2 separate regions of the Mus musculus genome follow, and region 2 is linked to region 1. The links are chromatin loops, found by intact Hi-C in ENCODE. Cell type or tissue: left cerebral cortex. All regions are shown on one strand.

Evidence for each region. A loop is a pair of places that touch in the nucleus more often than their neighbours do. Peaks named below come from ENCODE experiments on the same cell type or tissue, not always from the same donor. Only the 100,000 strongest peaks of a DNase experiment are listed, where the experiment ranks them.
Region 2: it touches region 1 in a loop (7-fold over the local background); 2 of 42 quality-filtered maps call a loop at or near these places.

What each region holds. Positions count from the first base shown.
Region 1 is chr4:28,293,471-28,301,470 of GRCm38, forward strand. All of the region lies in intron 2 of Gm52725 (a long non-coding RNA gene), which reads left to right. Among named protein-coding and RNA genes, the nearest start is that of Gm25378, 68 kb to the right of the region's middle. In left cerebral cortex, no CTCF peak of the experiment used is centred here; DNase peaks (open chromatin) are centred at 4,419, 5,626 and 6,741; H3K27ac peaks cover 1,321 bases.
Region 2 is chr4:27,998,653-28,006,652 of GRCm38, forward strand. No RefSeq gene overlaps it. Among named protein-coding and RNA genes, the nearest start is that of n-TIaat2, 98 kb to the left of the region's middle. In left cerebral cortex, no CTCF peak of the experiment used is centred here; a DNase peak (open chromatin) is centred at 3,391.

The DNA.
Region 1 (8,000 bases):
GGATGGAAAAGTACAGAATCACACATGCGCAGACACATACCCAAACACAGACACACATACACAGTCGCCCATGCACACACATATACATGCAACCCACTAAAAACACTAATTTATCTGTTAATTGACCGATCAAGTGATAGATATGTTAGTGATGTTAGTATTTTATTGGGATATCTATCTATATGTATATCTATATATACATGGATATATATTTATATAGATGGATATATATTTATATAGATGGATATATATTTATTTTTATTGATAGATAGATAGATAGATAGATAGATAATCAGTAAGGTTAAAAAAAACTGTCATGAGGCAAAAGTTCTCCACAATACTATTGCGTATGCTTCCTGTGAACCATTTTCTTGCAGGAGTGGGGCCTGCTTTTATCTGTATACCCAGTGGAGATCTAAGAGAGAAAACTAATTTTTATTTCCAATCAGTTGTCAGTTGAAAACAACTTCTGGATTATGGATGGGAATTCGTGCCCAGTTCCCCTCTCAGTCCTGGAACCTCATCTGGCTGAGACTGTGCAGGCCCTGTGCGTGCTGACACAGTGTCAATGACAAGTTATGTCAAGAGGACACTGGATGCTTGGTGTCATCCACCCTCTTCAACTCTTACAACATTTTTCTTTACCTTTCTTTTTAAAATTAATTGAAATGTTAAGATTTTCTTAATCTTTAAACGGTGTTGCCAACATGATTATATATAGCCATGGTAAAGACATTAAAATGAGACTCTCTTCTCTCAAGAGAATGTATTTGGTCCCATGGTAGACTACCAGCAACAAAGTGGCTATACCATTGTGTATCCTCATCGATAATATATGAGAATAGATTTGTATCTTTGTATAGTTACAGCTGCTGGTAATACAAGTGTAGTTTGTAACTTCCATTGTGTGGCAATACCTCCTTATTAGTATATCTCATGTTTTCTAATGACTAATGGTGTTGTATATCTTTTTATATTCTTATGGCAAGAGAATCTCTACCAGGTGTTGAAATTGCCTATTTTAAAAATCAGCTTTGTATTTCCTATTTTTTTATATATTTAAAATTATAAACTAATCATATATGAAATTAGAATATGAACGTTTTTTTTAAAGGAGAGAATGAAAATCACATATGAATATACATGCAGGAAAGAACTATTTTAACATTTTTGGTGCATGCATTTTCTGACTATTACATTAATGTGAATGTATATTCTGCAAACTTGTAACCTGAATTTCTTTTATTACATCACCCTAAATGTTCAAAAATAGTCAAGGAATCAGAATGATTGAAATGTTACTGGCTGAGCAATTGACCCACAGATTCATTATTATCCCAAATCACAAATGCAAATTAGATAGTAGGATAATGCCAAGTATGTTGACATTAGCCTGTTATCCACAAATCCTTTGAAAAAAATACTTCCAAAAATATTTACATTATGAGGTGTAATAGTAGCAACATTACAAGTAAGAATTAGCAATGAAATCATTTTATGGTTGGGGTCACCACAACATGGGGAACTGTATAAAATGTGGGTCCTCAGGATGAAGAAGGTTGGGAGTCACTGCTCCAATCCCAGCAAGCGGGAGCCCCAGACAGAGTATTCGGCCTCATAGCAAGATCATATGCTAAAAAACAAAACGAACAAGAAACAAACTGAAAGAGGAAAATCCCAAGCCTAAGAAGAATCAAAATGAGAACACCACAGAGGTGTGATGGAGGGGCAGAAGGAACCACTTTTTAAAAGGTTTTAGAAATTAAAAATGTGGATTACAGAAAATACAAGACTTTCCCTTTAAGTGGCTCTTACAATTTTACCATCTTCCCTTCCACAGAGCTCCCTCCAACATGAGTGGAGGATTTTCATGAAAAACAAACAAACAATCAAAAACTGAATGTTTTAAATTTTTTCACAAGGAAGTTTAGGAATGTCTTTATTTGAGCTTAATGGGCCAAATGTACGCACGCATAATGCTTTTGTTTTCATTGTATGTCTTTTAATATAGTTCATATTAGTTTCTTTATGAGGCCAACTCTATAAATATGATTTCACTTGAGAAATGTGTTGATTTTAATGATTTGTATAAAAATATTGGCATATTATATAACTTTTAATTTATCAGGTTTGTCATATGATGCATGATGAAGTTTAAAATTATTTCCCAAACAGAGGTTGTCTGTATTGATCAAAAGCAAGTCACAGAGCATTTATAAGTGATTGCGAACTGACTTCGAACCACAAATCCATGTCCTACAATGACTCTAACATTTATTTCAATGGTTTAAGTTATAAGAATAATAATAATGAATGAATCAGAAAGGAAGGATGAGGTGAGATACATAAAATACTATATTACTTAAGAAAAAAGAGGACATGGAAGTATGAAAATATGTATAGTGGAAGAGACAATGAAGAGATTAGAAATGAAAAAATGTGAATATGAATTTGCTCCCAAATTACATATATTCACTTCCTCCCAAATTTATTTTACATTTTATTCATGAGATGTTAAAATATCTTCTCTAATATTTCTAAGATACCATTCTTTTTCATTTTGTAAAATATAAAAAAATGAGGACATAATTAAAAAGCTATTTGTTCTTCTCTCACATAAAAAATTGTTACAAAAATTGTACAGATCAGAAATTGCATGAATTTTACTTACAGGGTATATTTTGCTGATACTGCAATGCAATACATATACACTAATCTCATAATAAATAAGATTTATCTAACATGACTCCAGTCAACTATAACAATGTAGTTTGCTTCCTAAAGCCCATATGCACAAACAATTTTCATAATGATTACAGAAATGACTTCAGCAGAAAACAGTCAGGGATTTGAATGCTGACTATCATGTGCTACACATGAGATGGCACTCTAGTTTTCTATGATGTCTAAATCTCAGTTTCTTCAGTTGAAATTCTGAGTTTGTGTATGTGTCTGCTCTGAATAGATAGTGTTTCACCATAGGTGATACTGCTTCCAAAGTAGTTCTAAACCCCTCCACCAATCTTGGTTTATTTTTGTCTGTTGTCATACACTTAGAATTTTTTACCAATAAATACCACTATATACTATAAGCTTTGATATATATATATATATATATATATATATATATATATATACATATGTATGTGTATATATATGTATATATATATATATATATATATATATAAAATCTTTTGTGTGTGTGTGTGTGTGTGTGTGTGTGTGTGTGTGTGTGTGTGTGTGTGTATTGCTGCCGGTTTGCCTGATTTTAGCTGTTTTTTTTTCCCCAAAAGTGGTCTTTAAAATATTTGGCAGGTGTTATAGGATTTTAAAATAGACCATATCCCTCCCTTACAAAAAGGCAGAAATATGGTCAGGGATTTAGAAACAAGACAGAGTTCACTTTTTTTTTAACACTGCCAGAAACTGTCCTAAATGCATTACACATAGATTTATGTGAGCTTGCATGAATCCGTGCTAAAACGGAATACAGCAGATGGAATATTATTATTAATAGTCCTCGAAAACAATGTCTGAGAAATAACATTAGTGCAGGGAGTTCTTTCAGATCGGGGAGCCTTTGAAGTTAAAGCACAAACAAGATTCTAGCCTTTCCAAGTATCTACAGCATTATTAGGGATTGTGTTCTTAACCTTTTTGGTGTGTTTTAAAACACAGGATAAACAATCCCTCGGTACAATGGAATGGACATGACTAGGCATATTTGTCAAAGGGGATAATAGCGCAGAGTAGCCGCTAGGGAGAGTATGGTTAGAGTAGCAAACCAGGAGCCTAGAGTAGTGAGGATAGCTGGGTTCTAAGAATGCTGAGGAGCTGTGGGAAGGGGAGGGTCAGGAGCCTGGTGTAGGGCTTGGAGATGCAAGCCAAGTACTCATATGAAGGAACTGACAGAGCCTGGAGGCTAGAATGGATCTGCCTTATGCTGATAGGAAACACACATATATGTTAATTGGAGAGCCATATTTCTACTTTGACTGCTGGAAGGTAAATGACTTATTTTGGTAGATAGGACCAGGCTTCACAAGTTCCTGGTGAATGGTGGCTTGTATCAGACAGAAGTCTTATAGTCCTGATTAAGCTTGTTTCTGGATATTTGGACTGCCTTTTGGAGTTTGGGGGATTGGTGTTTCCTTTAGACCTGACAGTAATGGGCCATTAGTTATATAGCAGAATTGATTATAATTACAGTAAGGGTTAAGTTTATGGGAAAAGAGATTCTAGTTTGAAAATAAACACCTTTTCAGAAAAATTGCAACCTCACAGATGAAATCATTCTCTATCAACTAAAAAGCTTGCTTCCAGGACAGCCTAAGGAAAAGGGGATGGCAAATGCCTGTCCCTGGCTATAAGCTAAGCTGACATTGTGTGGGAAGGAACACAGGGTCCCTATCATTCTTGCTCAGGTCTGTGTGGTGAAATCAGTAGGGGGTGCCCTGCCCTCACTCTCAATCTCACTCCTCCCATTCTTATAACAGAGATTAACTTCATCTTTCCTTTTAAACAACAATAAACAAGAGCCCAATAATTGTAACCAATGTTATATGTAGATCTTCTCACTCTGTTTCAAAGTTCGTTCATTAGATTTCAGGGTAGAATTTTTATAACGTAAAACTTACATTGCTAACAATGAAAGTTATGAGCCCATGATGCAGTTAAAGCAGTTTTGTCTTTGTTATAGTTTTAAATATTTTCCTCATTGTGTGTGTGTGTGTGTGTGTGTGTGTGTGTGTGTGTGTGTGTGTGTGTGTGTTCATATTCTTTGGCACATCTGGAAATGTCATGACCACTTCTGGGAGTCATTTTTTGCCATTCTACCATGTAGGCACTGTGGAACGAATCCAGATTTTCAGTCTCAGACCCCTTTGACCACTGAGCCGTTTATCGTTCCCATATTTGTACATTTTTTTGATTAATGTTAAATATGTATCAGAATAAGATAGAAAGTAAACTCCATAAAGAAAATGTTGGTCCTTTTTTCTTAAATTTACCATATACTTGGTTGTGAACAGATACATGTAAAACAACAATGGGGGTTAAAGGATGAGTCTAGATAAGCAAGCACCTTAAACAATTTAGGAAATAGTCTACAAACTATACATGGTTAGGCAAGGACACAAAGTAAGCCTTTGGATTTGTAGCTCTGTAATCATAGTGCTAATCTTCCAAGTAGGCTGTGTGAACGACAGAGAGGTGGAGGGAGGCCGAGACAGAAAGGTACAAGAGTGTCAGGCGGGAGTTATACTCAGCATTCCATAAATAACTCTTTCCTCAGTGTCCCCTTACTCTCACTAGTATGGATAAGTAACATAGAAATTGCGTTTAGTTTTATGAATATAAATCAATAATTATTTAGTGAAAACTTTAAATATCTCAACATTTTAGGAGAATTGGTCTCATAAGCACAGCAGCCACTGAGCATGCGCTCCGAGGCCCTGTCAGTTCACCCAATCCATCTCCTGCCTCTGCTGTTTACCCAAGTGGCTCATGTTTCAACAGCTCCTTGGAAGTCTATATTCAGAATCGGAATGCAGCCTGAGAACATGTCTGTGGGCTGAGGAGTGGGAGGAAGGTTCACACTGTGATCACAGCCCAGTCTGTGCCTGCCTCTGCTCCAAGGACAGGAGCTTGCACTAAACCTGTATGGGAAAACCTGTGTGTTCCACAGCAGATGGTAGTGGGAGGGAAATCGTTTCTCTCCTTGTGTACTCCACGCAACCAATATTGCTCTTCTATGTGTAACAAATAAATGCGCTCCGCAGTAAAGTGACATAGAACTGCCCACATGAGTAAGTCAGAATGTGGGTCAGTGCCAACTGTTTCCTATACTGTGATTTTAGTCTAGAGAAGTATATTTTCACACCTACAGGGCCGTCAGCCTCAGGCAATTTCTCTGCATCAGTGGAGATTAAGTTCTCTTTAATTAAGAGATTAAAAACAGGGGTGAAGAATATCTTATTGCAGAGATGACTACAACCTTAAAAGTAACAAAACGTTAAATATCCAAACGTTGTAAAGTGAGAAATGCATTGTAAATTCTCTCTGTGCCTTGGCATTGGGCGTGATGTTTTGTGAGGCCCGCTCAGCTGACTTGCTAGCTGCACTCTGTAATTAGAGGCTTTCACTGTTAGAGACCCAAATAAACAACTCGAGACTTTTACTTGTGTGGGAAACTGTACTGAAACATCATTACCAAAAATTTTAAAACTCCATAGCAAATACTCATAGTGAAATATGACCAAAGGTGATGAAGAGTTACATTTGTAACATCAACTTACAAAACAAAACAAACAAACAAACAAAAACAACCAACCAACCAACCAACCAACCAAACAAACAAACAAAAAACCAACTTTGCCAGACAAGCTAGAGACAACTCATTTATGCTTTGTTTGGTCTCATGGCCTCAGGACTTCCCCAATTCGAGATTTAGAATCTCTTGAGACGAGTTATTTGCCAAGAGAGGAATCACATGTTAAATTAGACAGTGTTTGGGTTTGGTCTACATATTTCTACTATAAATAGAATGCTTTAGAGATAACGTTTTGAGCTATTCGAATAAGGTCGTGTCAGTAAGGCTGACTGCACAATAATGCTGGATTGACTGACAAACAGGGGTTCATTATAGATGGACACATCTTGAGGAACTCAAGCTATAACCGGCAATCTTTAATTGAAACTAGTCTCTTATCTGGTGAAGGTAACGATTTGTCATGCAGCTTATTCATTTACTGCTAATCACCAGGATTCGAGAGTCTGAAATCCCCGGCATTCAGAAACCTGTAAGAGGATTCGTGCACGTGTTCCACTTTGTGCGGCTGATTTGCAAAACAATGAGGCCGGTAATGATGCGAAAGATTGAACTGGCTCTCCTTGGGTCTCCTCTGTCTGAACTGATGGTTATTTGTAAAGAAGGCTCTTCGGAAGCCTGCTGTTCCCACAGGATGAGGAGCAGCCAGTCACTGGGTTGAGGATGACATCCGAAGTCAGGGATCAGAAATCAGTCAGTTAATAGCTTTGCACTTAGAATTGTCTAACTTTTTTTTTTTTTTTTTTTTTTTTGCTTTGTTAAAGGCCAATTTTCTAACACAAAAAGTCATTTTCACATCCTTGATATATCATAGACTGCACAGCTCTTTGAAAATAGCACCACTTTAAGTGATTTCTTTTTAAAGCAAGATAATTTTCTAAATATTTTATGCATCCAACCACTTTGTAATTTATGTTGATGTAATACAGACCCAGGAAACAAAAAAACAAAAAACAGTTCTTGTGAATCTAAAAAGCAATGAACACTCCATAGGGTAGTTGCGATTATGTTACAAGTGCTGTTATAACAACAAATTGTTTTAGGTGGGGGTGAATCAGCCTTTTCTCTCATTGCTAGAAAGGTTAAATTGGTGCTTTTTCCAGTGTAAAAAAGCTATTTTCAATATCCCAGGAAAGTATGGAAATATGTTTATTCTTCATGACTTTTCTATTTATATTACAAATAGATTTGTACTTAATTCAAGGTTTGAGAACTTAAAATTTTAACCAAGGTAAAAACTAAAGGAGTTTGAAGAAAATGCCAAAGGCAGTATAAAGTGGCTAAGAAAGTATTTAGAAACTGTCAGTTAATTATATTCCTACATAAACACACACACACACACACACACACACACACACACACACTATTCAGAATGAAAAAAAAAATCCCTTCCTTTTAAAAGAGAAAAGCCAAATCAGTGTCAAGTAGTAAACTGTTACCAATGGATAGAAGAGAGAAGGAAAGAAGGGAGGGAGGGTTGGGTAGGAAGAACGCAGGCTCAGGGAAAAGGGTGAATGATGGCATCTTCTTTTATATTCTAAGTAGAATCCTTTCATCTCATGGTTCCTTCAAGACTGTCTTTAAAGATACAGCTAAAAAGGGGTCATTAGCCATTCATCAAAACTCCAGACCTATGGACTAAACAAAAAGGGACAGACAAAAACAGAAAAGA
Region 2 (8,000 bases), 290 kb before region 1:
GTCGAAGATCAAGTGACCGTAGGTGTGTGGGTTCATTTCTGGGTCTTCAATTGTATTCCATTGGTCTACTTGTCTGTCTCTATACCAGTACCATGCAGTTTTTATCACAATTGCCCTGTAGTAAAGCTTTAGGTCAGGCATGGTGATTCCACCAGAGGTTCTTTTATCCTTGAGAAGAGTTTTTGCTATCCTAGGTTTTTTGTTATTCCAGATGAATTTGCAAATTGCTCCTTCTAATTCGTTGAAGAATTGAGTTGGAATTTTGATGGGGATTGCATTGAATCTGTAGATTGCTTTTGGCAAGATAGCCATTTTTACAATGTTGATCCTGCCAATCCATGAGCATGGGAGATCTTTCCATCTTCTGAGATCTTCTTTAATTTCTTTCTTCAGAGACTTGAAGTTTTTATCATACAGATCTTTTACTTCCTTAGTTAGAGTTACGCCGAGATATTTTATATTATTTGTGACTATTGAGAAGGGTGTTGTTTCCCTAATTTCTTTCTCAGCCTGTTTATTCTTTGTGTAGAGAAAGGCCATTGACTTGTTTGAGTTAATTTTATATCCAGCTACTTCACCAAAGCTGTTTATCAGGTTTAGGAGTTCAGTGAGTTATCAGTACATTTAAACATAACATTTCTATCAAAGGACAATGAATTCTGGGAATATTGTAAAGATTAAAAAAGAAGCGATGAGAATAAAGTTGTCAAGTCAGCCAAGAGAACCCATGCTTCGATTTTATAATGGAAATAAAAAGAGTAACAGTGAGTAACAGGATTCTTCCCTATAAGTTATTAGCCATGGATGTCTCAAATGTCCTCATAGCAGGCTACTTCTCTGGCTTGTGATTGCCCAGTATAACTCTATGATCATATTCATTAATGAAGGGATTATTACAAACTTCTATTTCAAGATACATATATCAATCTCAAACTGACATGGAATGTCTACCTGATACATAGCTTGTACAGTGCAGGGAGGTGCTATTCTGGCAGAAAGAATATATGGATTCTCTTATGCAGTGCTGTGCTCAAGGGTTATTCCACTAAAGCAATTTCATGCCTGGAACTGAAACCACATCAAAACCTATCATTAGGAAGATGACAGGCCCTGGAATCAGGACTATACTGTTGTTTGTCTAGAAGGTCATGTATCCAAACTGACTTATAAATATGAATTTTTACATTCATAGAACTGGATCCCGGCACCCTTAGACAGAGAAGCTTCGTTTTACACTGGGTATTGGTAACTTGAAGCCATACACTTCAAGTTCTGTTGTAGATGGTTTCCTTATACAATCTCTTCCCACTCAAAGCTCAAAGGAGATCATGAAAAAAGTATAAGAAAAACTGTGACAGGCTAGGATAGAAAAGGCCCCTTGAAATGCGGTTTCCTGGAAACTAAAAAGCCATTACTCACATGCATTCCAGTAGCTGACATTGGTTCCCTGTACAAGGCATTCACAATGTCAAGCTAGTTAGAATTCCAGCCCCGATGGAGTAGAACAAGGGTCCTGAGACTTTACCTTTAGTTCAGAAACTATAGACAGTTGATGCCTGCTAAGAAAATTAAAAAATCACTTTTAGTTCTCCAACCAAAGTGGACACTGATAGGTTGCCCATGTGTCGGTGGATGGGATCGCACTCATTCCCATGTGAGTACCATTGACTGCACTCAGTGAGCTATTAACTTTAAAAAGCAGGACATGAGTTTGGAAGGAAAATGTGTTGGAGCATCGCAGGGAAGATCTAAAAGGAGACAGTAGGTAGTAAGTACAATTAGAATGAACTGCACATGTACATAAAAGTTCCAAACAATGGATTTTTTTTTAAAATAAAACAAGAAAAAGTCCTAATCCAGTGTATTGGTCTGAGAATTTAGCGTATATATCATGGCCATAAAGAAGTCTTACAATAGAAATTGTTCTGTTTTAGATTTGAATGATCAACAAATTCAGTATTTTTACACAATTGTCTCTGTTCCAAAACACCTAGAGGGCCAAAAGACATTGGTGTGCTTAAGCATTATATTTATTGACTGTGACTCTACCTATCAGGAGATATCTGCCAAGAATGATGAGCTGTCCCAGGAGGATGAGTCAATGTACAAGTTTGTATTAGCCCAGATTATATCACATTCATATGCTTCTGCACGATCAATATATCATATAAAACCAAACCCTCAATGTTTGAGATATCCCTGGTAACTTGCATATTGGAAAGAAAAGTATATATCATGTCCATTTTGTGAACTTGAAGATATACAAAGTGTCTTGTTAATGTTTGAAAAATATCATAAAAATATAATTAGATATAAAAGTATCTGTTTATTTTTCCTAAATAGATATAGCATAAAGAACTAAGATCCTGACCATACCCAGACAATTAAACATGATCATGTCTCTCAGAAGAAAGATATTAGAAACTCCACAGTTAAATGTAACACACAAACACACACACACACACACACACACACACACACACACACACACACACATACACACACACTTCTCTAGTGGGTGTGTTTAGTTTTTTTCAAGAATCATTACTTGTCCTTATAATGCTTCTATAGAGATTTGCTGTGACTCAGTTAGAGTAGTCTGACAATTCTGCTGGTCTTCCCTTTCTCTGACATTGACCCTGGTACTGAGTGGAAAATCCCAATAAGAAGCCTCTTTAAAAACTCCCCCTAATGAGATGCATTTCCTCCTTGGTCTGTAGGGAGATATGTTTGCACCTGATGCTCGTTGGCTTTCTTATGAAAAGATCACGTTCTTTCACTTCTGCTTCAAAGATTTTTATTCACCAAGTGGATTCAGATACCACAAGCTAGATTACATTAGTCTCCATGAAATGCTTTGGCCCTTTCCTCTGTAGTTAAGTGTACTTCTAAATGAAACACGGTGAAATGATCGGGATGATGCTGAGCACAACAGAGAACATAATGAGCATCTATCAATGCTTTCATCTAACCAATTGCAAGTGGATGTGTGGAAAGCAGAAACACTGCAGAACACTCTAAGCTATCATCCTCAGTGCCAGCCTTTATAATGACCCTCGAATTAAATAATGAAAGTAAAAAGGGACATGAGCCACATTAATTTTTTTTTTGTTCCTCATTATCATTTTCGTCCTTTGTTAATCTTCTGAGAATTGATTTCCACATTCCCATGGCTGTTTTCTAAGGAGAACGTGCCCAGCCACCTCCCTCTCATTGTATTGGTTACACTGTTATTTCTGGTGACACTGAAGGACTTCAAAGTGGCCCTTCAATCTGTATCATTTATCAACTTTTCCTGCCCATTCAGTACTACCCTCGTGTCCCACTGAGCCACTGGCAGCAGCACAGCAGGCCTAAAACAAGACTGAACTGGCAGATGTAGGAGTGTGCAGTTGGACAAGAATAAGTGAGAGGCTGGAAGATGACAGCAGCGTGGTGTGTACAGTCTTCCTCTGAAGCTGTGAAAAGTTGCAATGGAAAACTACATCCCCCCTATTTACAGAGTGTTTAGTAATAAATCATGGCTTGTTTGAAAGGATCAACATCTCAAGATGAGGAAACTGAATGACAGAAGGAAGAAGCTTGCCCGACACTAGCTGGCATGTCAGTTGCAGGCAAAGTTGTGTTCCCCTGTAGAGAGCAGACCAGAGGAATGTGTCCTTCAATCATGAGCACAAGACTTCAAATACCAGCTGTTCCAAAGTTGTCATATTCTTTTCTTCTGGAGGATAATAATAGTTTGTTACCAAGAAGTGCTTTGACATTATGTGTGAGTTTTTTCACTGATTTATTTATAAAATATTCCCAGTTTTGTAAGTTTTCAAATATCTATAGAAATTTTTATTTGTCATTTTGAAAGACATCAATTTGGTTTTGCAGGATGTCTCATTGTTTCTCTTTGATTACTGTGCTTTGTATGTCTAAGAGCTGAAGACTTTAAATTTTTTTTCTCTACCTAGTTGCTCTTGTATTATACATGAGCTGTCTTCATATTCCCTCTGTGACTAATCATAGTTGTTAATTATATTTTTAAAATATACTTCCTTTTCCAAGTTATAATTCTCTTTTAGGTTTGTAGCTTATTTTGCCATTGCTACTTATCTGTTTTCTTTTTTATTCTACTTTTAGTTTTCTATGTTATAATTGCTTCTTCGGGCTGGAGAGATGGCTAAGCAGTTACAATTACTGATAACTAGTCACTAATTCAAAGGCCCTGAGTTCAATTTCCACCACCCACATGGTGCTTCACAGTCATCTGTAACTCCAGATCTAGGGTATCTGGCCTCTATGGACATCAGGTTTGTTAATGGTACACAGATAAATGCAGGAAAAGCATTCATAATATTAAAGATTGGGTTGTTTCTCAAATATCTGGCAAGCACTGTTGCATTGCTCATAGTTAAGAATGATATGTCAAATATCTCTGGAAACTTTGAGTGCAGATACAGAACACCAATTGCACATTGAAGTTTTAGTTATCTAATTGCATGACTTCACTGGAGGCTTTAATATGAATATCTTATTTTTCTGCTGCTTATGATTGAGAAATAAATACCCAACCACACATTTTGCAGAAAAAGCTGTATGATTAATATTGCAGGCATGACTAAGAGAGATGTGTTGAGAATTTGTGTTTAGCATGCAATATTTACTAGACTGATTCCTCCAAACCAAACACATGCCTGCTGTATGCACACATTTTGCTATGACTGGAGAAGCTATGCGCAGGACTAAGGATGGCATGTGTGGACTGTTGACTAGTACCTTTTTTTCCTGCGATCTATTCAATCTAAACTCAGGCACAGCTTTTGCTGTTAATCATGTCTTCAGGTGGCTGTGCCTGACATACTGACAAGCTTTCCTTGCTGCAAGAAAGTAAACCCTCAACAAACCAAAAAGAAGACAGCCACAAGAACAGAATGCCAACCCTAACAACAAAAATAAAAAGAAGCAACAATTACTTTTCCTTAATATCTCTTAATATCAATGGACTCAATTCCCCAATAAAAAGACATAGACTAACAGACTGGCTACACAAACAGGACCCAACATTCTGCTGCTTACAGGAAACCCATCTCAGGGAAAAAGACAGACACTACCTCAGAGTGAAAGGCTGGAAAACAATTTTCCAAGCAAATGGACTGAAGAAACAAGCTGGAGTAGCCATTTTAATATCGGATAAAATCGACTTCCAACCCAAAGTTATCAAAAAAGACAAGGAGGGACACTTCATACTCATCAAAGGTAAAATCCTCCAAGAGGAACTCTCAATTCTGAATATCTACGCTCCAAATGCAAGGGCAGCCACATTCATTAAAGACACTTTAGTAAAGCTCAAAGCACACATTGCACCTCACACAATAATAGTGGGAGACTTCAACACACCACTTTCATCAATGGACAGATCGTGGAAACAGAAACTAAACAGGGACACAGTGAAACTAACAGAAGTTATGAAACAAATGGACCTGACAGATATCTACAGAACATTTTATCCTAAAACAAAAGGATATACCTTCTTCTCAGCACCTCATGGTACCTTTTCCAAAATTGACCATATAATTGGTCACAAAACAGGCCTCAACAGATACAAAAATATTGAAATTGTCCCATGTATCCTATCAGACCACCATGGACTAAGACTGATCTTCAATAACAACGTAAATAATGGAAAGCCAACATTCACGTGGAAACTGAATAACACTCTTCTCAATGATACCTTGGTCAAGGAAGGAATAAAGAAAGAAATTAAAGACTTTTTAGAGTTTAATGAAAATGAAGCCACAACGTACCCAAACCTATGGGACACAATGAAAGCATTTCTAAGAGGGAAACTCATAGCTCTGAGTGCCTCCAAGAAGAAACGGGAGACAGCACATACTAGCAGCCTGACAACACATCTAAAAGCTCTAGAAAAAAAGGAAGCAAATTCACGCAAGAGGAGTAGACGACAGGAAATAATCAAACTCAGGCGTGAAATCAACCAAGTGGAAACAAGAAGAACTATTCAAAGAATTAACCAAACAAGGAGTTGGTTCTTTGAGAAAATCAACAAGATAGATAAACCCTCAGCTAGACTCACTAGAGGGCACAGGGACAAAATCCTAATTAACAAAATCAGAAATGAAAAGGGAGACATAACAACAGATACTGAAGAAATCCAAAACACCATCAGATCCTTCTACAAAAGGCTATACTCAACAAAACTGGAAAACCTGGATGAAATGCACAAATTTCTGGACAGATACCAGGTACCAAAGTTGAATCAGGATCAAGTTGACCATCTAAACAGTCCCATTTCCCCTAAAGAAATAGAAGCAGTTATTAATAGTCTCCCAGCCAAAAAAAGCCGAGGACCAGACAGGTTTAGTGCAGAGTTCTATCAGACCTTCAAAGAAGATCTAATTCCAGTTCTGCACAAACTATTTCACAAAATAGAAGTAGAAGGTACTCTACCCAACTCATTTTATGAAGCCACTATTACTCTGATAGCTAAACCACAGAAAGATCCAACAAAGATAGAGAACTTCAGACCAATTTCTCTTATGAATATCGATGCAAAAATCCTCAATAAAATTCTCGCTAACCGAATCCAAGAACACATTAAAGCAATCATCCATCCTGACCAAGTAGATTTTATTCCAGGGATGCAGGGATGGTTTAATATACAAAAATCCATCAATGTAATCCATTATATAAACAAACTCAAAGACAAAAACCACATGATCATCTCGTTAGATGCAGAAAAAGCATTTGACAAGATCCAACACCCATTCATGATAAAAGTCTTGGAAAGATCAGGAATTCAAGGCCCATACATAAACATGATAAAAGCAATCTACAGCAAACCAGTAGCCAACAACAAAGTAAATGAAGAGAAGCTGGAAGCAATCCCATTAAAATCAGGGACTAGACAAGGTTGCCCATTTTCTCCCTACCTTTTCAACATAGTACTTGAAGTATTAGCCAGAGCAATTCGACAACAAAAGGAGATCAAGGGGATACAAATTGGAAAAGAGGAAGTCAAAATATCACTTTTTGTAGATGATATGATAGTATATATGAGTGACCCTAAAAATTCCACCAGAGAACTCCTAAACCTGATAAACAGCTTCAATGAAGTAGCTGGATATAAAATTAACTCAAACAAGTCAATGGCCTTTCGCTACACAGAGAATAAACAGGCTGAGAAAGAAGTTAGGGAAACAACACCCTTCTCAATAGTCACAGATAATATAAAATATCTCGGCGTGACTCTAACTAATGAAGTGAAAGATCTGTATGATAAGAACTTCAAGTCTCTGAAGAAAGAAATTAAAGAAGATCTCAGAAGATGGAAAGATCTCCCATGCTCATGGATTGGCAGGATCAACATTGTAAAAATGGCTATCTTGCCAAAAGCAATCTACAGATTCAATGCAATCCCCATCAAAATTCCAACTCAATTCTTCAACGAATTAGAAGGAGCAATTTGCAAATTCATCTGGAATAACAAAAAACCTAGGATAGCAAAAACTCTTCTCAAGGATAAAAGAACCTCTGGTGGAATCATCATGCCTGACCTAAAGCTTTACTACAGAGCAATTGTGATAAAAACTGCATGGTACTGGTATAGAGACAGACAAGTAGACCAATGGAACAGAATTGAAGACCCAGAAATGAACCCACACACCTATGGTCACTTGATCTTCGACAAGGGAGCTAAAACCATCCAGTGGAAGAAAGACAGCATTTTCAACAATTGGTGCTGGCACAACTGGTTGTTATCATGTAGAAGAATGCGAATCGATCCATACTTATCTCCTTGTACTAAGGTCAAATCTAAGTGGATCAAGGAACTTCACATAAAACCAGAGACACTGAAACTTATACAGGAGAAAGTGGGGAAAAGCCTTGAAGATATGGGCACAGGGGAAAAATTCCTGAACAGAACAGCAATGGCTTGTGCTGTAAGATCGAGAATTGACAAATGGGACCTAATGAAACTCCAAAGTTTCTGC